Regions from separate parts of the Mus musculus genome. Here all the other regions are linked to region 1. A link is a loop called in an ENCODE intact Hi-C map of the cell type or tissue named here. Cell type or tissue: left cerebral cortex. All regions are shown on one strand.

Evidence for each region. Hi-C counts contacts between places; a loop is a spot of excess contacts. Peaks named below come from ENCODE experiments on the same cell type or tissue, not always from the same donor. Only the 100,000 strongest peaks of a DNase experiment are listed, where the experiment ranks them.
Region 2: it touches region 1 in a loop (2.3-fold over the local background); 2 of 42 quality-filtered maps call a loop at or near these places.
Region 3: a loop joins it to region 1, with 4 times the contacts of the local background. A loop is called at or near these places in 7 of 42 quality-filtered maps.

The regions. Positions count from the first base shown.
Region 1 is chr5:42,408,829-42,416,828 of GRCm38, reverse strand. No RefSeq gene overlaps it. Among named protein-coding and RNA genes, the nearest start is that of Gm40295, 110 kb to the left of the region's middle. In left cerebral cortex, a CTCF peak has its summit at 4,351 (motif pointing left); DNase peaks (open chromatin) are centred at 4,338 and 6,651.
Region 2 is chr5:42,267,299-42,275,298 of GRCm38, reverse strand. No RefSeq gene overlaps it. Among named protein-coding and RNA genes, the nearest start is that of Gm16223, 200 kb to the right of the region's middle. In left cerebral cortex, no CTCF peak of the experiment used is centred here; DNase peaks (open chromatin) are centred at 3,096, 4,009, 4,426 and 4,788; H3K27ac peaks cover 3,958 bases.
Region 3 is chr5:43,376,312-43,384,311 of GRCm38, reverse strand. It overlaps Gm43699 (a long non-coding RNA gene), which reads right to left. Exons shown (of 2, transcript XR_003955908.1): 2 at 3,718-5,322. Among named protein-coding and RNA genes, the nearest start is that of Gm43699, 26 kb to the right of the region's middle. In left cerebral cortex, no CTCF peak of the experiment used is centred here; DNase peaks (open chromatin) are centred at 4,422 and 4,694.

The DNA.
Region 1 (8,000 bases):
ACATATAGATATATAGATATACAGCCATATAAATAAATTTACATATGAATGTGCATGTAGATCAAGCCTTCTCTTAGTTATGGTTTTATTGCTGTGAAAAGATGCTGTGACCTCAGTAACTCTTATAAAGTGTTTAACTGGGATTGGATTAGAGTTCAGAGATTTAGTGTCCATTGTCAGGAAAGTGTGGCAGCACACTGGAAGTCACAGTGCTGAAGAGGAGCTGAACATTCTGCATATGGCTCCACAGGCATCAGGGAGAGAGAATGACCCAGGGCCTGCCTTGAGCTTCTGAAATCTCAGACCCCACACTCTGTAATACACTTCCTCCAATAAGGCCACACCTACTCCATCAAGGCCACACCTCTAATAGTGCCACTCCTTAAGAGTCTATTGGGCCATTTTATTCAAACCACCACAAGTCTACACTGACAAGTATCTATGTAAGTCCTGGGAATGACATCAGCCTTCTGATGTTTTGCTGTCTGCAGCACCTCAGACACTGAGCAGGAGGTAACAAGGGTAGTTTTGTTATTGAGGTAGTAATTAATAGTCATTGCAATTTACTGAGTAGTCACAGATATCTGCAGCAAGGGACAGCATTTATTATGGATGGCATAGTTCTCATCAGAAAAAGACCTCTGAGATAGATATTATCATTGGCACATTTTTTTTTAATGGGGAAAAAAGACAATTGATGTTTCACAGTTCTTTATCAAGGTAACTCTGGTGGTTTATGTAGAGTCAGTATTAAAACAACCTGATAAGCTACATAATTTGTATGTATCTAATGAAGTGATACTTCAGTTTTCTACCACTGAATCAAAACTGAAAGCTTTACTTATTTTACCTTATTTTTATCAGAATAGTTGTAATACTATACTTAAAAGATATTAACCATCATGGCATTAGCTGAACTCTTTTTTTGAGACTGGATCTCATGTATTCCAGGTTAGCCTTGACCCGAAGACAACCTTGAACTTATAATCCTTGCCCTTTACTTCTTTAATCACTGAGATTACAGGTTTGTATGACAATGTTGATTCTTTACATATTGGAGTAAGATCTTAAATTACTTAGATTTCCTATTATAAAAGGTGTATAAAATATTAGCTAGAATGTAATAGTCTATAATTATTATCAATGGTTAACTAAGTGGCAGTTTGTAGTCTACATTTCCAATGGTCTTTAAATTTTTAAAAATCAGTCATTTATTCATTCTAATCAGAACTTTCTCAGAGCATTGAAGTAAAAAGTAACTTTACTGGAATAGAAATTGCCAATCCAAGCAAGACCTCATGACTCAACAGTAGCATGTCTGACTCCAGAAATTGCCAAGCCATATACTGCTAAGTTGATAATGAATACCTCCCAGGTTCATTGACAAACATTTGCTAGGGATTTGCCAATGTGCCATGCCTGGTGCAAGCCTGGAAAAAAGTAAAAGACAACAATGAACAGAAGAGTTCCCCCATCCCACACAGAACCCCTGGGGACAGCCACTTAGAGACCACAGGAGGATCCAGGAAGACAGTTTGAAGAGCCTTTACAAAATGTGCTCTGACTACTTGGGGACTCTCAAGCCAATACAAGAGGATCAGGAATCAGGTTATTCCTGATTAACACCGGGTATCTGGGAGAAGGTAGGAACTTTGCTCAGTTGATCAGCGGAGCACAGTAATCTGAATTTTCTTCCCCCAAATCCCTCTGTCAAGTGCAATACAAGGGGGTGGCGACGGGGGGTGGGGTGGGGTGGGGAACATAGCAATATATCACTTTCACATCATCCCATCCAAAAGAAAAATGCATGTTAAAACCCTATGGTTTCACACACAGATGCAGGGCTAAGGAAATCCATTCTCAACTTGGCAGCCATTCTTGATGACTTTTTACTTTGTCTGGCTTTCTACTTCCCATTTCTTCGTGAAAAGCAGTATAAAAGCCAGGAAATGTAATAACCCCCTGCCTGCTACTCAAACACCCTTACTCGGGGCAAGAACTCGAGCTAAATGTATGTTAGTGCCTGGAACACTGTAGACTTAGAGAGTGTGCTAAATAATGGACCTTGAGGGTAGGTGAATTTAAAAGAAAAAATTTCTTCTCCCTTAGGAATGGAAACTTACAGAGATAAATAAAGAATATGGGTAGGATTTTCACTTGCAGTTTTTACACTAAAATATGCCCAGAAGCTCATATTTTTTTTCAAGCCATCCCGAAGAGGTACTCTTGCCCTAAAATTACAAGATTCTGTGCAATCTTATATTGATACAGTTTCTTATGCTTCACAGAATGCCTTAACCTCAAAGACATTCTTCCATAAAAATAATAAAATGTGTTGAGGATTCTAATTTTTAATAAATCATAAGGGATCTAACTCTTTTCAAGTACATAGTAACCCACAAACAGGTACTATATTATCTCAATGTTATTAACAAAAACGGAGGCACACATTTTCAAAACATGTAGTGAGAAAGAGATAGAAACAAACACCTCAAACAGTCTTTCCCATAAGCCTTGTTCTCTGAACAAGGTCGAGGCCATTGGCATCTCAAGATCTCCAAGGTGATAACATCTGCATTCAGGGATTCTTCCTGCCTCCTCTGGCTTTCTGTCGATTTTGTTGCTTAATTCTTTACTACCCATAGGAATTTTGCAGAAACAGAAACAATACACAATGGTTATTTTCCTGTGCCAGTTTGAGTACACACAAATCACCTGGGTATTTGATTAAATATCTGTGGTACTATTTCAGAAGAAGATCAACATTTGAATACACAGATTAAAATAGACTGCCATCCTTACTGCTGGAGGACATCACTGAATTGCAGCATTGAATGGAATAGAAGGTAGAGAAAGAAAATTTCCTGCCCTATGTCGGATTGTCTTTGTACGGATGCAGTCAGTTCTCTTCTATCTTTGGATTCAACACGGCCACATCAATAGCTCTTCTGAGTTAGCCTACATAAGTGCACATTAATGCCTTTTAATAATTTCTTCATGTACACAGACGCACATACGCACACACATTAGTAGTTTTGTTTCTTAAACAAAACAAAACTAATAAGCAGCCCAATTAACCTACCCTTATTTCCAAATAGGGAAGCATGCCTTAGTTAACGTTTCTATTTTCCCAGCTAAATTAGCTGTCAGGTATCACTGGATCAGTAGAGAAAACAAAAGTTAATGGTTTGATGAAAATTTCTATCTCTTCTTTTTTATTTTAGTGGTAGACAGTGTTAATCCGGAGCACTGAATCCTTAAGATCCAATGGGGAGGGGGGCGTAGAATAAACTAGATCACTAAAGTAAAAGCAGTTCAACTGGAGCCAAGCCCATTATCCAGCAGACCTCATCTTCCACACTACCTCTTCTGTCCCTCCATTGTGGTTTCTTCCTTTGTCTTGAGACTCACCTCTTACCCATTACAACTAGTAGCTACAGTAGAAGTAAGTAGTTTCGCAGCTTTTAGATTGTTTCGTCTTATTTTGATTTATGAACCATGAAAATCAGTATGTATAATGTGACCTCTGTGTCCTGGCACCTGTGTAGTTCGCATGCTGTGGGGGAGCTCTTTGGGAAATGATTATGCCAACTCCCACCTAGCTCCCTTCTTCCATTCACTGGTTAGCTTCCAAGACCATGACTTATTAGCTAAGATCACGTTGCTTCTTCCTCCTTCAGAGCCCATGACTTTATCCTCTGAGAAACATCGATGGAAAGGTTACTGATTTTCACTTGATTGCGTGGGTAATCAGAAGCAGGGATGATATGATGGAAAGGTCATTGAGACTGAAATCGGAGAACTAAATCTGAATGTGCTTCATTACCTCTAGTCCTTAGACTCAGTCATCCCATCAATGTAAATGACAATAAAATGAGACTTGTGCCTGTTTTAAGGTTTCATTAAGGTAATGTGCGTGGAAATATGTGCTAACTGTTATGAGCTATAAAATGTCAAATATGCTTTTATTAGTTTTCAGCTTCATTCCATGCTGACATTTTATAAACACCCCCTAGAAGTGATTTAGAGGGACTCAAACTATTGTGCAATTCTTGCGCAGCTCCCTCTAGATTCAACATCATGTCTTGTACTGGACCCAAGCTGAATGGATTTAGAAGGAGCTGGTGGCATTTGGCACTACAGAGATGATATGTAAGCCCCAAGAGATTTAGAATATTACAAATCATGTCTTATTATTTATTAAGGTTAATTTGCCATTTGGAAAAGCAAGCTGGGTATTAAGTGTCTCTAAACAAAAATCTTCAATCTCTATACATCTGTAAAGAAAATTGCCTCCTGCTGGCTGCTTCCTCCCTACTTGACCTAGATCTGTTTTGAGGAGTGCCCTCTAGAGGTCTCTTAAGGTTATTATAGGCACTTTTCTAGGAAACCCGTAGGACTTAAGTAGTAAATAATTCCAGCAGTAGAATGCTGAATCTCAGCTTAAAAAAAGGAAAACCCACTTTCATTAGCATTATGAAATGTTAATTAATTTATATGAGTACCATCTATATTTTCAGTACAAAATTGGATGCAAAACCTGAAGTGCTGTTCTACTATAATCTGCTTCATTTATTACCAACCTGCAGCTAATTTTATTACTTGTTTGAGTAAAAATTTTACTTCCCCCTCTAACAATTTGGAAAAAATATTTTCACAAATATTGAATTTTGTGGAAGAATGATATGTGTCAAACATTTCTTCATATTTTCAGTTAATTTCTTTTTTGCTTCTTTTTTCTTTTTTCTTTTTGTAATGATGCTTATCACAGCAACAGAAAACAAACCAGGGCAACTTCCTTATCCAGGATGGTATCTAAGATATCATCTGATCTGACTCTTCTTTCACAGTTCAGAAACTGTTTACAGTTAAGAAACTAGCAAGGCCCTTTTAGTACTCCATAAACTACAGTATACTAACTTAAATATACCTTTCATCAGGCAAGATTTTTCCTAGCAGGAATTATTTTTCAGTTCCTTTCCATGCCTTTGTACATTGCTTAGATATCTTATCAGACAGTCCTAACTACCATCTGTGCTCTTATCTTGTACTCATGAATATATTTTAAAAATACACGAAATAATTGAACTTCATTTTATTCTTTTTGAGGTCAAACACATTTCTACATGTTAGTTAGACAATGAATATTTGGTAATTTCTTTAAAGTAATTCTAAGTTCTTAGTGATTTTCTCCATATTAACTGTCTGGAAAGATAAAACAGCTTCAGCAATTGTCATATACATGGGATGGATTCCAAATGATGGTCACAGACTTCCTTTCTGCCTGACGACCTTGGAGCTATCAAATAATTATAGCTATATTGAGATAATGTATCCTAGAACTAGAAATGATAGATAGACTTTATTATCTTGTCCGGTTTTGTTGGAAGTTTTAAATGTCACTGGTTTGAGGAAGAGAAGGACAGGAAAATAAAACTAACCAGATAATGGAAGCAACTGGTGAGATAGTGCAGGCCAGTGAAGAGGCCTGGCCTTTGTGAGCGCTTTGTCAACTGAGTAGTCAGGTCGTTTCTGATTTGTCTTCCACTCTTGCTTGGTTCCTAGGGTGGTTGTTCTTCTTCTTCTTCTTCTTCTTCTTCTTCTTCTTCTTCTTCTTCTTCTTCTTCTTCTTCTTCTTCTTCTTCTTCTTCTTCTTCTTCTTCTTCCTCCTCCTCCTCCTCTTCTTCTTTTCTTTTCTTTTCTTTTCTTTTCTTTTCTTTTCTCTTCCTTTTTCTTTTCTCTTCCTCCTCTCCTCTCCTCTCCTCTCCTCTCCTCTCCTCTCCTCTTCTTTTCTTTTCTTTTCTTTTCTTTCCTTCCCCTTTATTTCTTTCTTTGTAGCTGTAAGGGAGGAATTCTCACTTCCCACATGTCTTAGTTGTCAATAAGTATAGCTTACCCTAGTCAATAACTGTTTAGAGTGTTGCCTCTCTTCTCATTCTGTTCCCTATGTTGACCAGTCAGTATGATCTGCTTTTCTAATCTTTTTTTATCTACCTTGTCTTAGTGCAGCACTCAGAAGAGAGTGTGATGTAAAGAATGAACATAACTCAGTACATCATGTGGGTGCTCAAAGATTTCCAAGAGTTGTCAGTCAGAATGCTCTGGAGAGAGTAGCTTCACTAGTGTCCATAGGAGCAATGGTCAGATGTCTTCGAAGTTCAATAAATCATAGGGCTTTGCCACAGATAATCATTATATCCTCACTGTCAGATCTTTTGTCCTGGGAATATGGGCCCTTATGGTGTGAAGTTTCCATTTCAATCAGTCCCACTTCAATAAATATTTTTGGTAGCAATAATACAAAAACATTTTAGATAAATCCAATCAACTTCATTCTTAGAAGAGCATGATGATAAAACTGAATAGTAGTCATGGACTAATGGTGACTGGGCCTGAATATCATAGATTCTCTGAAGAACTAGCTCCATTTTGACCCAAAATGTGTATCATGGAAAGTAGTTGTATTCATTTCACTTATTTCTGTCATTTTGTGGGAAGGAGTTCAACTCAAAGAGTCCAAGAGATCCAACAGTCTAGAATTTGTTCACAGAGTCACAGATTGCTAGACATCTTTGCAACTCTTCTTCTTGGCCATTGCACTGTGTATTTGTTTCAGTCAGGTCTTGGAAATGTTCTAATTCAGGATGGGCAGATGCTAAATGACTGAAACAAATGCAAAAAATGTGGCATCTAAGGCAGACACAAAAATATAAGGTATGATTCATGCCTACCAGCTCCATGAATTGTTTCTTAAAGTAGGCTTTAATTTCTACTGCACTGACAGACAATTCATTGCCATGGGACTTCATTGGCTATAGGGTAATAAGCAATGAAAATTAAGTAGTGTCTCAACTTAACCTCCTGTTCAATATACAACTCCAGCTTCCTCCTGAATACCTGTGCTTCCTCCAGTAAATCAGCCATGTTGAACTATGTGTTCTTCATTGTGAATCCACATCTCTATCACAGCTGGTAAAAGTTTAATTGAAGGTTTAAAAATTTGCACCAGTCACTCCTCTGGTTCTTTAAACTCTTTAATCTGAAAAGGTAGACAAGGGTTTCTTTGAACTTTTCCCTGGACTTAGTCATCCACATATATTAAATAAGCAAAATTGTGCTACAAGTCTTTTTTCATGGACCAAAGCATTTTAGGAAATTCAATGTTAATCACTTTCTCCATTAATATCTGCAATAAACTAATACTTAGAAAAATCAGAGCTAAAAGTCTTATAATGTTTGGGAGAATAAAAACAGTGTTTATGGCATATTCCTGTGACTCATAAATCACATTTTGTTTCATTGTATTTCCACCAATTACAAGTGAGCTCATCTTGTTCAGAACAACTGTTCTGACTTCTCATGGGGAATGTAAGTTCAGTTAGTTTAGCTCAGCAGAAAGTACACAGGCCTGGAGCATCTTCAAAGGTAAACACATTTCCCACCAGGGACTGTACCAATAGGTTGTCCGGATGAACAAGAAAGAAAGAATTAGCATTTATTTTGATGCTATGACAAACTGCCTGAGATATGGTAGTTTAGTCTATAAGGAACGGAGATTTGTTTATTTTCATAGTTCAGAAGGTTGAGAAATTTAAAGTCAAAATGTCAGTACCTGGTTTTTAAGAACCTTGCTTCTGCAGCCTCGAGTAGCAGAAGGTAGAGGGACCGAGAGATGAGCAGGGTCTTCTCAAAAGTCAGAAATCTGAATCAAAACTCACCTCTGTGAGGCCTATATGTGATAGTAGCATCATCTTACAAGGACCCCACTGCTGCAATATCTAACTACCCATCAAGTCCTACCAACCACACCTCACCTCTTACCAAATTGGATGCTGTTTAAAACATTGGAATGGCCTGGGTTGCTGGTACATAATATGAAACTCAAAGGCTTGCTACTTCATGATTTATGGAAGGAACTTCAAGTTCCCAGATGAAACAATACTTCAGATTGTTTTTTCTCTGGGGGAATCCTCTTGGTTTCAATGGCTTCTCTTCTTTGT
Region 2 (8,000 bases), 140 kb after region 1:
TAGCAGTGGGCAGACCTCTGACCACACCACATCAACAATGACATCTTCTTTTGAGACGTAAGATGATTTAATTTTTGTCCAACCAAAATATTCTAAAGGAAATTAATCCCTGGCCAAAGTTAAACAATTCAACATTTTGATAAGCTATAGACCCTCTGTCACACAACCCTTTGGGGGACAGCTGCAGTTGAATAGAGTCATCCATTCTTGTGCTTGAACCAACCATCTAGCGAGATTAGCAGATAGGTCAAGGGTGAGAAGAAAATGCAGTGGGACATGACAGTTGTGTCTTTACTCTAAAGGTACTGCTCTTCTTTCTGAGTGAGGATGCAGCTCTTGGAGTCAGCAAATCACACTATGGTCAGTTTTATTAAAAGAAGAAGTCATAGGCCCACTAGTTGCACTGGTTCCTGGCTCTATTGATGAACAGTGCAACTCACCATTACCCAAGGAGCAAGAACAGCAATGACCTTTGCAGCTCCTGCTCCACCTCCCTTCAAAGCACACAAACTATTCAGCTTTTCTTCTCCCATCTTTCCACCACCGACTTGTCTACTTCTGCCATGCCCTCCTGGGAAGAGTCAGACTAGCAGAGTTTTTACAGTACAGACATAGTACTTGTTTAACTTGACAAATAGAGCCAAGCTTTGGAGGTGTACAAACAATTGTTAATACTTGAGACCTTTTTTCCACACTCACTGCTGCAAAAGTTGCCCAGAATGATGGCATTGCCTCACACCCACCATGGAAAATGCACACATTTCAAAGCTGGCCCAGACAGTGATCAGTCTCCCCTCATGTGGGAGAAATTCCCTCCCACAGGAAAAAGACTGACTCTTGTGAACTAGCATCATACTGACTAAGCAGATAAAGGAGCAGAGAGCATCACCAAGATGTTAAGAAGGGTGAGTTCTTTACTGTTTGTCCCCAGATACACAGTTCTACATAGGAACTCCTCTGGCTCATTTTCCCATAAGCTAAAGGAAAGGTTTAATAGACATAGGCCCATATATATCTCTAGAATATGCAATCATTAAGAATATGGTACCTCTTAGAGCCCACTTTTCCATTATCTCCCTGGCCAGATCTGTTATGAAACTGATTCCACAAAGGTGTGCCAAGTGGTCCTAAATGATATTCAAATGGAATATCTTAAAGCCTAGATTGAAAGTCAGAAAATTCTTAACTTCTAACTGAAGCCCTAAAACTACTGTAGCCAACTATTTTTCAAACTCTCTTTATTGCTGAGAATCTCATTGATGTATTCAAAGAAACGTGGTCATGTAAACTGACAATTTTATATCCATCATATACAAATCAGTTCTATACCCCTATGTTCATCAGCTTTTCTTAAATTACTATTATAAAATATCTCATATAAGCATCTTAAGAAGGACAAAGAGTTAATTTGGTTTCTAGACTTAAAGGTTTTAGCCCATGACTCGTTGGCCCTGTTGCTTTTAGATCTGTGGTAAGAAAGTACATCATTATCTGGAGCCCACTACAAGGCACTACTCATACTATGATGGCCAGGAGTGAAAGTCAGAGGAAAATTATGAACCAGGGACCCATTACTCTTCAAAGCTTGGCCACAGAGGTCTAACTTTCTCCCACTAGATTCTGTCTAAGAAAGATTCCACTACCTCTCGATAGTGACAAGGTAGAGACATTATCCTCTGTCATATGGCACTTTGGGAATCATTTCCAAACCAAACAATACACATTCCCCAACACAAAGACACACAGCTTCATCAGACAGGTTGTGAATCTCTGAGTATGCATTGTGGACATCATATACTAACTGGAACCATAGTAGGTCAGAGAGAAAGCTTTATTAAATATTTGTTGAATAATACACAGTTTGATAAATGCTACATCAAATACATCTTTGCACTTTCACCTTTAACTTAAAAATTGCTAATATCAATCTTTACTCTGAAGCAAGTTATCTTTGTGCTCCTTTCCTCTTCCTATCTGGTTCTCAATTTCTTTATAGAAGAGAAAAGGGGAGCATATGTGATAGGCTGTGAACCTTCTTTTAGCTTTTTTTCTCATATTCTGGGGTGCAAGTGCGTAGCTATCGAGTGGTCAAGTACTAAGAGGGATAGGATGGCAGGCATGTTTAGAGATCCCACAGGATGTCATCATCCTGGATCATAATTGCTTTTTGGACAATATTCCTTTTTTCCCAGTATCCTAGAACCTAGATGACAATTATCTAACTAGTCTTATGAATCTTATGGCAATTAAAAGAAGTAAAATAAAAATCCGAAGAATGAGAGAAGGGGCAGGAAAGTAAGGGAGTCAGAGAACAGGAAGAAAGTCAGCACGAAAGAGACAATAAGAGCCATAGAGTCATCAAATGACAAAGATGGAGACATAGACTGCCTAAGCCTGAGAAGAAGGGGGAAAAAAGAAACACATAGAATCTGAGAGAGAAAAATAAAAGCAGAGAAACAGAATCAGGCAGGGAGAGATGAGGCAGAGGCAGACATACAGAACTAGAACTAGAAATACAAAAAGAAAAGAAGAAAAGAAAAGAGAAGAGAGGAGAGGAGAGGAGAAGAGAAGAGAAGAGAAGAGAAGAGAAGAGAAGAGAAGAGAAGAGAAGAGAAGAGAAGAGAAGAGAAGAGAAGAGAAGAGACGAGACGAGACGAGAAGAGAAGAGAAGAGAAGAGAAGAGAAAAGTCAGCCAATCAGAGGTGAAGTCCATAAGACAGAGATAGAGACAAAGAAACTAGAGAAGAGCTCACAGTTGCCCAAGAGGCATAGCCATGGAGATTTCCATGGAGAAGAAAGATAACATTTTTATGTCTCTCTCAAATGATTGCCATTTACCAGATGATTTTCCCCTAGGATATTCTGAATAAGCTAGAGACCTTGGCTCTCTCCTGTCTTTTATCCTCCCTCCCAAAGCTCTGCTTATACACAAAAGACAAAGTTATTTGAGTCCTAGGTGCTGTTAAATGCTCTCTTGCCTTCATTTACAATGTGCTAGAACACTAGGTTCCTCTAGAGATTTCACGTAGGAGAGAGTCAGTAAAGCCAAGAATAGCAGAAACGGGATTGCCAGCCACACTCCAGGAGCCATAGCAGAGCCAAGAGTGGGAGCACATTGACACTTCAAATTCATGAGTTTGCATCTTCAGTTTAATAGGTTCAACAGCGCCAACAGCAAAAAAACCCACCGTGGTCTGGATGCAACCACATCCCCAGGCAGAGCTCCTAAGAAAGCACTTGCTCAAAATAGGAGACCCAAGCCTGGTGATGATTTCTTCTTCTGCAAGTGTTTGCTGAGTGATGGCTTCCCAAAAGTGGGATTTTTTTCTCATCTTGGCTTTTGTGGGCTTCAAAAATTCTCAGTGCTTAATTAAGAACAAATGGTCCCTGTGTTCAATTGACCCAGGTTTTAATTCAGCATCTGTCCAGAAACACCAGACTTTAGTTTATCGTTATTTTTATTTTTAAGTCTTCTGTGTATTGTACATGCAAGTTGGCAATGTGCATGGGTGCACTGTAAATGGTTGTTTACATGCTTGCAGATGAATGTAAAGGCTAGAGGTGACATCAGAAATCCTCCTCCATTGCTCTTCCATGTCATTCTTTTGATACCAGGTCTCTCACTCGAACCCAGAGCTCATCAATATGGCTTGTCATCCTAGCCAGCTTTCTTCTAAGACTGGAATTACAGACATGCCACCAAACCCATAGGTCATTCGTGAGACTCCTCGGGTCTTCTTTATTGTACGATGAGTGCTTTAATCAGTGAGCCATCTCTCAAGCTCTTATTTGAATTTTAGCCCCATGATCCATCATTTCAGCACCCAGGAATCTGCTTTCTTGTTTACAGTGGCTTACATACCTGTACATCCATGAACGTGACAGATAGGCTGTCAACGTTGGCACTAACCCACCTGCGAGGAAGAAAAAGCTTTCTAAATTTTGAGAAAATTCCAAGGAAGAAGAAGCATTTCTTTGTTTCCTCTGAGTAGTTCCCTTGGTATACTCTGAGAATAAAAACATCTTCAAAATGCAGGCTACGTTTAAGTCCAAATTTTCAAGCCTTTGCTGTTAATCCGTTTTTAATTGACATGGAGTGCATTCCCAATTATTAGTGGAAAGTGTAATTTTGGAGTTTAATTAAATGCTCAAATCACATTTCTTCCATTAAAATTGTTTTAGGTTTTTGTTGTTGTTTTTCTAATGAGCTGTTTGCTGATAACTACAGTACGGATGGAAGGAGCAAGAGAGGCTGGAAAACAGCTCCAGATACTGCAAGAAAAATAACTCCACTATTGATAAAAAGAATAACCCCGTGTACAGCAGGGGGTGGTAAGAAAGCCTAAATTTATTGCTGCTGTGTTGAATGTGCAAATGTCACCTCCTTAAAGAGGGAAAATTAGTTTCTAAGCCTGGTTTAGCAGCCAGCTCTGGCAGTCTGCATAATATTGGATTTTTCAAGGCTTCTATGATGCCCTGGGGTGGGATGTTTTGCATGCAAATTGCACATTATATAATGCTAAAGATGTTATATAAGGAAAAAATGAAGTCTATGGCTCATCCTTTTTTCTTTTTTTGTATTATACTTTTTAAGCTTCCTGGTCTTTTAATTTTGGCTAGCATTTACTGAGCACCTACTGTGTCTTAGGTGTTCATGTGGCATTTAAAACTCATGATAATCATTTTAAAGAGTATAACTATTCAATTTGTGCACATAAAGAGACTGAGGTTCCCAGGGGTTAACTGACTCAGCTGTTCCTTGGAAAGGGGTATTGCCCATTGATCCACACCAGAGCTTCGCCAACTGGGGCATGCATCTGTATTCCCCAGAGGACTTGTTAACATACAGATTGCTGGGTCCTAGCCCAGACTTTATGATTCAATTAACTGTGAGTTCTTAGTAAGTTCCTATGTAGCTTTAGCACTGATAGTCAGGAGGTCCCACTGGGAAAATCTCTGATCATGGCATACTTTTGCTCCAAATATGAGATATCAGGGATAAAGGAGATTTTAAGATATCATTTGATATATGTCTTCCTTATTAGAGTACAGGATGGAGAAAATGTCAGTCTAGAGACAGCAAGGTGGCAAGTATCAGGGTATTCTCATCATTAGATTAACATTCAACAGATGAGTTACTTAAAGTATGAACTTAAATCATGAGCTGATTGTCTCTTCAGCTTCTTGCCCTGTGAAGACAATATCAGCATTAGTACAGTCTCTTCTTGACATGAGAATCACAATCTTCACTCATGTTGAGATTGAGAGAAGTAGGAGAGGAGGGCAAGGACGGGAGGTCTCAGTATAGGCTTGGGCTTCAGCTTTACCAAGGCCTCAGCCATCCCAGAAGAATCACAGGTTGTTTGCACAGTCAAATGGAAATACAGTGAGACTCAGGAAGACATCTCATCACTCCATTTTGAATTTGTATGTTCTTCCTGTGCATGCTGCAAAATAAAATTTTCCTGATTTAATAAGGGTTATTCCTTTTATAGTTTCTAATTTGATTTTTTTATTTAAAAAGGGGGGTGGTTAAGGGCCTGGGGACATAGCTCAGTTGGCAGAATGCCTAGTACACAGAAAACTCTGGATTTGATCTGCAGTGCTACATAAAACCAGGCATGATGGGACATGCCTGAAATTCTACATCAAGAAGGCAGATCAGAAGTCTACGGTCATTGTGCTTAATGAGTTTGAGGCCAGGCTGTGACATATTAGGCTATATCAAAACATTAAGATTTATATGCTTCAATATAAGTATTTAAAAGAAGGTGCAAGTTTTGTAAGTTCTTCAGGTCTTCTGAGATATTCTAATGAAAGAGAGCTTCCAAAGAGAGGTCTGGACTTCTCTCTCAACAATAGAGAAGATGCAACCACGGTACCAACGTTGTGCAGAAACTATGCATCACAATGATATTTATCATGCATAATGAGAAGTACAAAAAATTCCTGCATATGTCTACAAGCCTGCAGCTCTTGGGACTGAAGTTGATGCAGAGAAACAGGAAGAGCAAGGGTTGGGTTCAACTTGTGCCCTCTTTAGGAAATCAGGGTAACACATATCTGCTGAGCAGTTACCAAGGCACCCATCTTTTAAGTGCTCCATTCGGCACTGGGGAACTTCACTAAAAAACATGTGAGAACAAGCCATGTCCTGTGTGGAGCCTCCATGGTACTGGTTATGGGCACCCTACGCCCCTAGGCACAGCTTGCAAAGCCATAAAACTCAATACCTGAAGCCAGGATTCTTTTCTCATAACCATTGTTTGATGTCACTGGTTCTAATGACAAGCAAATTTCGGGGAATTTTTTTCTTAAAGATTGATTTTATTTTTAATTATTTGTATATATGTGTACCTGGATATGGGAATACATGCATAAGTACAAGTCCTTGCAAAGGCATTGGATCCCAGGACCTGAAACTACAGGTGACCATGAGCCACATACTGTGGATGCTGGAAACAAAACTCAGGTTCTCTGCAATGACAGTGCATGTTCCTACCTGCTGAGCCAAATGTTTGGGTTTTGTGGAAAGGAAGACTTTATAAAACTGTTATCAAAGAAATATAAAAATTGTCATTAAGATTTGTGCCCTGTTGTTTGGATAAGATTATAAGAGAAAAGGACAGATGAATCCCTATCACAAAAATATACTTTTATCTTCTTGTCTTATATTTTAAATGAAAATTTTATTTTTATTATATTGGTTACATAATGTCACTATCACCCAAATGTATAATATATTTTGAGAATATTCTACCCCACATTCCACTGGTTTTTTTTTAACCTCTCATTGGTCTTCTCTGTTCTCCTAGATAGTTTATTACATTTCATGTCATCTGTACCTGTGTCTCTGTCTCTGTCTCTGTCTCTGTCTTTCTCTGTCTCTGTCTCTCTCTGTCTCTCTCTCTCTCTGACTATCTATCTATCTATCTATCTATCTATCTATCTATCTATCATCTATCTATCTATATGTTGGTCTCTGTCTCTCTCTCTCTCCCTCCCCTCTCCCTCTTCTCTCTTTCCCTCCTGCTTGCAGCAAGCTAAGCCCACCTGATGCTTATTCTGCCCCTTCTCAACACTAACAAGCAGGCTTGCATGCATATGCAGGATTCCTCTGAGCTTCTTCTCTTTATTACACACACACACACATACACACACACACACACACACACACACACACACACATACACACACACACAGACACACATTGAGAAAGAGAAAGAGAGAGGGGAGATATACATTTATTCATAAATAAGAGAAAACATGGGATATTTGTCATTTTTAGACTCTTGGTTTGCTTAGTATGCTTATCCAAATACCTCTATTTTCCTGGAAATGACAGAACCTCATCCTTCCCTCTACTTTTAATAATATTTCAGCACCCACCCTAATGTTTCTGTTGAATTTGAATCACACCCTTATCAGTCCAACGATGTCCAAAAGTGCTTGATCTAGAAACAACAGCAAATCCAGAAAACACAAGAAGAAAAGAACTATGGCCGGGCTCTGCCCCAAGCCTATTATCACATCCATGTTTTACATGGCCACATCCTGTGTACATAGAAGATAAACAGAAGACAGGAGTGGCAGAATGTCTAAATCAACCTGAGGCATGTCTCCTGCAATTACAGTGAACTTAGCATGCTGAACTCACTGGATGAACTTCAACAATGTCTTGAATGTTCCTCAGATACCTTTTGCCTTTTTTTCTGTTTTTGTTGCTGTTGTTGCTTTTGTTTTGTTTTGCCTCAGGATATGTTCTAAAATGTTCTATTCTGTTTCAAAACTATTGTACAACGAAGTTGCTTTAATCTTCCTGGTATCTTTTTGTCTTCCTGTTCCTGTACTGGTCTCTCATTCTCTATTTTTCAGTCATCATCAATCATCATCATTTTTTTACAGTCCAGTTGTTATGCCCCCCCCCTCAGTCAGCCTTCTGATGACAGTTCTTCATCCCATTCCTCCACCCTACCCACGTCTCCAAGATAATGTCTGCC
Region 3 (8,000 bases), 970 kb before region 1:
AGTTGGGTTGGCTTAGTTGAGGCTTGCCTTCAAGGGGACCTTGGCATGTTGATCTCTTCCTCCCTGTGTGGTTTCCTCTTGCCTGGGGTGAGTAGAACTCTCAGAGTTACAGTGTCTGCATGTATACATGACGTACCAACGTGACCTTGGACTTCAACCTCCAAAAGTCATGGGTCAAAATAAAGCTTTCTTCCTTGAAAGTTGATTCTCACCCAAATTTCATCACAGAAACAGAAATCTGACTGAGATGTTGGCAGGGGTGGGGAGGGGGTGAGGGCAGAACAAGAGGGACGAGTTCTAAGTGAGTGTTGGCCACACTTCCCTGTGAAAAGAATGGGGTGTGCAGAAGGCCACCCTCATTAGCTCAGTCTACACATAGTATAAGAATGGGGTTTATCGAGAAGGAATATTGCCGAGATATAACTTAAGGAAGTCCTAGGGTTAACTCATAATCCCCAAGCTTCCATGCGTGCTGGCTGAAAACAGAATACTCATGAAAGCACTTGGCACAAGATCAGCAGGTAGGAACTACAGGCCGCTCCACCTCTTCCCAAGCCTAATTCCTGTCAGCGCTGATGGAGTACATAGACTCCCTTTCCAATGCTTATTAAAAAATATTCAAAACATTACATTTTTCCTAAAAACATCACAGCAAAGATCCAGCGCACTTACTCTACAGAGTCTGCCATTCCCATCTCCCAATGTCTGTTTCCTTATCTGAAGCTCCGTCCACCTTTTACCTATTTAACCATCAATTCAGCTTGTTTGTAATTCATTCCAAAGTCAGTTGCTGACATCGGTAACTTTCTTTCCAGGCAAGTCTCTGTGCACACAGTTTTATTTTTAAATGATCCCCGTGAAGGACGTTGCAAAATAACCTTTTAAACGTGATACAAATGCTGGTATGCTGGTAGGTCTTTGTCCCTGACAAAATGTAGGTCAGTCTCTCTCTGTCTCTGTGTCTGTGTCTCTGTGTCAGTCTGTCTGTCTGTCTGTCTGTCTGTCTGTCTGTCTCTCTCTCTCTCTCTCTCTCACACACACACACACACACACACACTTTACTGAACTTGAAAGCACTATTTTTCAATGTTTATGTGACCTAACCCTGGGCTGCAGCTATGTGGGAGAGAAAAGTTTCTGTGCACAAAAACGCTTGAAAGACTCTCGTGTGAGGCTATGCCAGTGCCTGGAAAACACAGAAGTGGATGCTCACAGTCATCTATAGGATGGAACACAGGGCCCCCAATGGAGGAGCTAAAGAAAGCACCCAAGGAGCTGAAGGGGTCTGCAACCCTAGAGGTGGAACAACAATATGAACTAACAAGTACCCCCCCTCCCGGAACTCATGTCTCTAGCTGCATATGTATCAGAAGATGGCCTAGTTGGCCATCAATGGAAAGAGAGACCCATTGGTCTTGTAAACTTTATATTCCCCAGTACAAGGGGACGCCAGGGCCAAGAAGTGGGAGTGGAACCTCAACAACCTGAGTTACATCTAGGACTCACATGGTGGGAAGAGAGAACCGTTCTTCTGTCTTCCACATCACTACATACAAATAAATAAATGTAAAGCAAAAAAAAAAAAAAAAAAAAAAAGTGGGAGTGAGTGGGTAAGGGAGCAGGGTGGGGGAAGGATATAGAGAACTTTCGGGATAGCATTTGAAACGTAAATAAAGAAAATATCTAATAAAAAAAGAAAAAAAGAAAGACTCTCCATTAAGTAAAGTTTTGCAGCTTTTTGTAACTGAGGACTTTATTTATTTTTGTAGGGTATTATCCACATAAACAGAGGTAACACTTTTAACTTACTCTGCCCAAAAACCCAATTTTCCTATAAGAAGGTGTAGTAGAATGAATTTCTCACTGGGTAGGTATGTCTATCTCTAAGCCCCACCCTCTTTTTTCTCTTCCTTTTAGCTCACACACTGTATAACTACCAGTTCCAGCTTTGATTATTTGGGAAATGCCTCTGAGTTAAGAAAGAAAGAAAGACATCTCTTATTAATGATGATGTTATGAGTTTGGGAATGTAGAGGGCAGCTTTGACCCTCATGGAATCATCTTTCATATTACGGACAGAAGGACAGATCACACATTGTTTGATATCTCATATCTCCCGTGTGAAATTTCATTTAACCTTGAGGTTCGCCTGGGAGTACACTTGGTCATCCAAGCTTCGTCTTCTCTACCAGTTGTCAGGGGAAAGGAAACACAGGTGGAGGACTCTGGAAAGTGTCTGAGTTTATCATTAGAGAAGCAGAATAATAGGATCTGAAACGACCTTAATGATGTCACTGGCCTTGAGTCCCAGCCTCCAGCCAGGACTGTCATGGATTGTTGACCTGGCTCTCTAATTTCTCCCTTGAAGGACGTTGCTTTCAGTTCTCCCTTACAAATTTATCATGATGTTGCAAATACATCTGCTACCCTCAAAATACACCAAATATATGTCCTAAACACCAGTTTGTTTTTAGTCACTTAAGAAATACCTATATCATATAAAGTGAAAGAGAAAAGGGGTACAGCCAGTATTTATACCTATGCATGTTTTCTTATAGAGAGTCTGGAAGCCTTATGTGCCAAACCACAACAGGGGTTTAGCAAGTGTGGTCTGACTCTCTGGAAAGAGGCCACGTGGTGGCCAACCCGATGAATATAAAGCACAGGGGCACCACTCCTGGAGGGCTCCATCCAAAACACAGAGGAATGAGGGAAGCTTGCTTCAACATGTCTAGTAGCTCCTGTCGTGTCATCCCTTCTGGTCTACATCTATTTCCTTGCTCACTTTTTTTTTTTGATTTTGTGTCACCCATCTGTTCCTTAATATGTAGGTGTCTTAGGCTTTCATTACTGTGAAGGAAAAACATGATTAAAGCAACTCTTAGAAAGGAAAGCATTTAATTGGGGCTGGCTTACAGTTTCAGCGGTTCAGTCCATTATGCTCATGGAAGGAAGCATGGCAGCATGCAAGCAGAAATGATGCTGGAGAAGGAGCTGAGAGTTCTACATCTTGATCTGCTGGCAGCAAGGAGGAACTGTCTCCTGAAGACAGCCAAGAGGAGGATCCAATTCTTCACTGTGTAGAGCTTAGGCATAGGAGACCTCAAAGCCGACCCCCACAGTAACACACTTCCTCCAACAAGGTCACACCTGCTCAAACAAGGCCACACTTCCTAATAGTGTCATTCCCTATGAGTCCCCTTGCTCACTTTTTAAACCTGGCCAAACTCCACAGATTCTCTCACTTGTTTGAGGTTCTGAATGGACTTGCTTTGACCTGCAGCACCTCAGCTGCCCTGTAACGGCAGAGTGCATGATACTATACTAGAGGTGTAATGAAATAGTATAAGCGAGAATACCCTATCTATGCATTAGCACTCAACACAACAAATTCAGTCTCACCCGTAGACACTGGAAGAAACAAGGATAAAGCAGGAATTGAGATCATTTTAAACATGATGTTTGAAGAGATTAAGACCTGCCCATTAATGCATGCTATGGATTTATAAACAGCATGGATATTTCAAAACACAATGTTTCACTCTTCCTTTGTGAAAACCATGACTGTGCTCTTCCTAACGTACCTGTTTCAAACGATTCTCTTTGGAGCTTCATGGTGTAGGCTCTAGTAGCTCTAATTAAGTATGCCTGGCAGATGGATGTACATACTGGTCTTTCTCAAGTTCATTCATATGCACCCAGGTGATGGGTTGAGAATCAACATGCACACTTTATTTTTATTTTTTTTAAATCAGGAAATACAATCTCACACAGAGCAAAGAACCTGAACAGGTACAAGATGATTTGGTGTGGGCTGAGATGCAGATTCTAAATGAGAAACTGCATGCTCACCACTGTGCCAAGTGTCTTAAAAATGATAGCACTAGGGAAAGTTCTGAATACTTAAGGACATCGGCAGGTGAATGTCAATTCCATGCATCTTGATGGCAGCATGATACAGGCAGAATAAGCTTTTCTTATTCCATTTTCTTTTTCTGTTGTTTACACTGGTGGCACTTGGTGTAATTTCTTAACCATGTGTGTTTTGTACTCCATAAAATTGGAAAAGAGGGATTTCAATCATACGGGTTACTTTTGGCAAAAATATGCAAAGGGCATGCTAACTCAACTCCCTTCAGATGTGCTTAAGCGTAATATGGGTTGTTGGCGGCTGACCTTTAAAACCGTGAGCACATTCGGTCGAAGGCACGGCAGGGAGATGAACATGACTTAGGGAACAATGGGAAGCCTTTCTTCTGAATCAAGAAGGATCTACTTGAAACAGGTTTATCTTTAACACAAGCTAATAATTAGGCATTTTCTCCATCTTTTTCCTGCTTAGCTCCACTGTACAGTGGTGTCTCCTGCTGGATGAGAGCCATGGCATTTAAAAGAACCAGATTTGGCACTAACACACCGAGCTGCTGGTGGCTTTTTTTCTCTCTCTCTCTTCCAGCTGCAGTTATAAAAAGGCCACTTAAAACTTGAGATCTATGTGTGCACTACAAAAAATAGTAAGATACTCAAACAAACTTTAAAGAGATATATACAGAAAGAAGTGCTTTTCTTAGTTGTTTTTTTTTTTTAAGGTGGGAAGAGAATTCAGTAAGTCAGACTGTGAGAAGGGCCTAAAAACTGCTAGCTTCATTTCAGCTTTGACTTTGTAGAATTTTTTTTTCTAGGTGACCTGATTTCAAAGCGCTCCATTTCCCCAGTGTGGTTTCTCTGTCAAACCATCCAACATCAACCTTGATATTTCCATATACATTTCTATGGGAACAAAGGCTCTCTACAAATGTCCCCTGAGCAAGGCTCGAATGGAGCAAGACTGAAAGCTCATCAGATCATTTCCTCCCGTCTCAACTCTTTGAGGAATGAGATCATATCTTTTGAGTTGTTGTTCTTGACTGGGTCTAATCAGGTCACCCAGAACGACCTGGAATTTGCTATGTAGCCGGAATTGACCTCAAATTTGCAATCCTTCCGTTTCTCCTCTTAGAGTGCTGGGATTATGGGTGTGTTCCACAAGCCGACCTAATATCTTATCTTTTAGCACAATGCCTTGCATATCATAACCTTATCATTATTAAGGAATGCATTGGCTAAGGATGTGCTGAGAGCTTTAGCAAACAAATCTCTACCTATACCATCAACAAAGCATGGGAGGTGCTTCTGTCTTGCTGATGTTCCAAAACGAGAATCAGCTGGTGCCTGTCTTCCATGCACTGATTTCCAAACCCAAGCTCTGTTCATCGGGTGCTTTCTGAATCTTGGCTGATGACTTCTGGGTTCACCTCCAGACAACTGGTTCGGAGAAAGAGCCTGGAAGATAAAGTGTAGCATTAGCATCTTACTTCACAGTCCACTGGTTAGAATTCAGTCATGTGGTGAACTCCACCCGCCAAGGGGCTGGGAAGGCAACTTAAGCTACAAGCCCAGAGAGAAAGGTAGTCAGGCTTAGTTCTGTCTGTAGAACTTATGATCCATCTAAGGTGGTTTGACACGTGTCTAGCCTGTATTGCTAAGGAAATGGTGGAGAATATCATTGTACGATGATACGGAAACCTGCTTTTTCATCTGAAAAATGAAAAGTTGGACTAAATGAACCTTTATGTTTCTGTTTCTTTCACTGCTGGAGAGAGACACTCAGTTATGCTCACTGGACTGTCCTGATGAGACCATAGAGAACTAGTGCATTTTAGGGAACACACACACACACACACACACATACACACACACACACACACACACACACACACACACACAGAGAGAGAGAGAGAGAGAGAGAGAGAGAGAGAGAGAGAGAGAGATCACTGATCATTTACTTAGAAAACCCAGCTTTCCAAAACATTTCATTCCCCACACATGGAATGATTAATACAGTAGTGAACCACATATTTTGCACTGCACCAGTACTTGCACCACACCTGTGCTTTACCCCACCCCCGTGTGTGTCTGTGTGTCCATGTGAGTCTCTGTGTTATGTAGTATGCCTGTGTATACCACTGTGTGTGTGTATATATACATATATGTGTGTGTATTTGTGTGTGTGGCTCTATTGTATGTATGTCTGTGTGTCTTTCTCTTTTGAGATAGAAAGGGAGGGCAAGAAGGAGGGGTAGGGGAGAGAGAAATGAGAGAAAGAAATGGGTGGATGGAGAGAGAGAGGGAGAGAGAGAGAGCAGTACACATAGTTTGGAGTTGATGGCTTCCAAAGTCCTTATAACTGTAATGTTTCAGAGATCTAAATATCAGTCTGCATAAAAATGCACAAGAAAAACTGCACCTATGGTCAGGGCCATTACTTAATCTCTTCTTTAGTAATGAAACAATCTGTAAATCAAAATAAGAAGACTGTGTTAGGTAAAACCCCAAATAGGTACAGTTTCTGTGGCAAAATTTAGATCCAAATTTTAACTATATTCTGGGAAAAAATAAACTGAGATAAATATGCCTATGCTGCCATCCAATAATGTAGAAAAATGCTTGTAATTAGTGGGAAGAAAATCTAATCGTGCTTCAGCCAGTGAAAGACTTGGTTTCTTTCTCATAGTAACAACAAGGACAAGAGTGAGAATCATATTTATTGAAGGCTCAGTGTGAATTCTTAATATGTAGCCTTTAACTAAATAGAAAAGCTTTGCAGGGAACCTTTTTTTTTCTCATATTTTAAAGACAGAAAAGCTAAAACTTACGGCCCCTCACTTGGGTAAAAGAAGGCCTAAGATGGAATATGGCATCTCTGTCTCTAGAGCCATCTCTAGAGCAAGGATGCTGTTCCCCGAGAAGCCTTTGCCTTAGGGTTGAGGGCAACATTCAAGGCTTGCCTCTCCTTCAAAATGTACCTCCTCTGGGGATCCTGTGGGGAGCCATCTTTCTAACGTCTAATCACCTGAGCAGCCTGTGCCACTGGCACTGTGGGTTTTACTGAGGACATAGTTTAGTGATAAATGTTCTGCAAAGATTGACAGAGATCTTGCTCCAGCTAATTGCTATAATAAATAACCCCAAAGCTCAGTGGCATAAGCTTCACATTGTGGTCCACTGTAAGCCAGTGGCAGCCAGGGAAGAGTATTGAAAATTGAGGGATCTTCTCTGGACGTCCTCTAGTGGGTCCTCTAAAACTAGTCAAACAATAAAGGAAAAGTCAGTAGATAAGGCCCATCCATGTTTAAACATCTGCTAGAAAGTTGGAAATCCATGGGTCTGTCAGAATAATGGGTGCCGTGTAAGAACAAGCATCCGGATTTGGATCCCAAGCAACTACATCAAACCTAAGGATGGCGGCATGAATGTGTCACTGCAGTCCTGGAGGGGTGAGAGACAGATTCTCAGAGATCTCTAACCGGCTTGGAGAGTCAACTGTGAGTGTTAGGCTTAGTGAAGGCCCATGTCTCAAAATACACAGAGAAAAGGATAGAGAGAAATGAAGGAGAACACTCTATCCTCAAGGTACATGCATACACCACACACAAAAATAAAATAAAATAAAATAAAATAAAATAGTAAAAGAGTGGGCGACATGTGAACCAACACTTCCTCTTACTTCCTATGGGTAAAAATTTGGTCATGTGTCCTACCCCAAAGAAGGGAGCACTGATAAGCAGAATGCCCATTATTTCCTAAAACTCACTTCTTATCTATTATCTATTAAATGGAAATGACAGAGGCAGGAAGAATTTAATAGTTTCTTACACGCGTTCGCGACCGGCCAGGAAGAACACAGCAAACCAGAATCTTCTGCGGCAAAACTTTATTGCTTACATCTTTAGGAGCAAGAGTGCAAGAGCGAGAAAAAGAACAAGAACAAGAAAGCAAGAAAGAGAAAAAGAAAGCAAGAGAAAGAGCAAGAGAGAGAAAAAGCAAGAACAAGAGAGAGAAAAAGCAAGAACAAGAGAGAGAAAAAGAATGGCAAAACCCCGTCCCTTTTAAGGAGAATTATCCTCCGCCTAGGACGTATTACTTCCTGATTGGCTGCAGCCCATCGCCCCAGTTGTCAT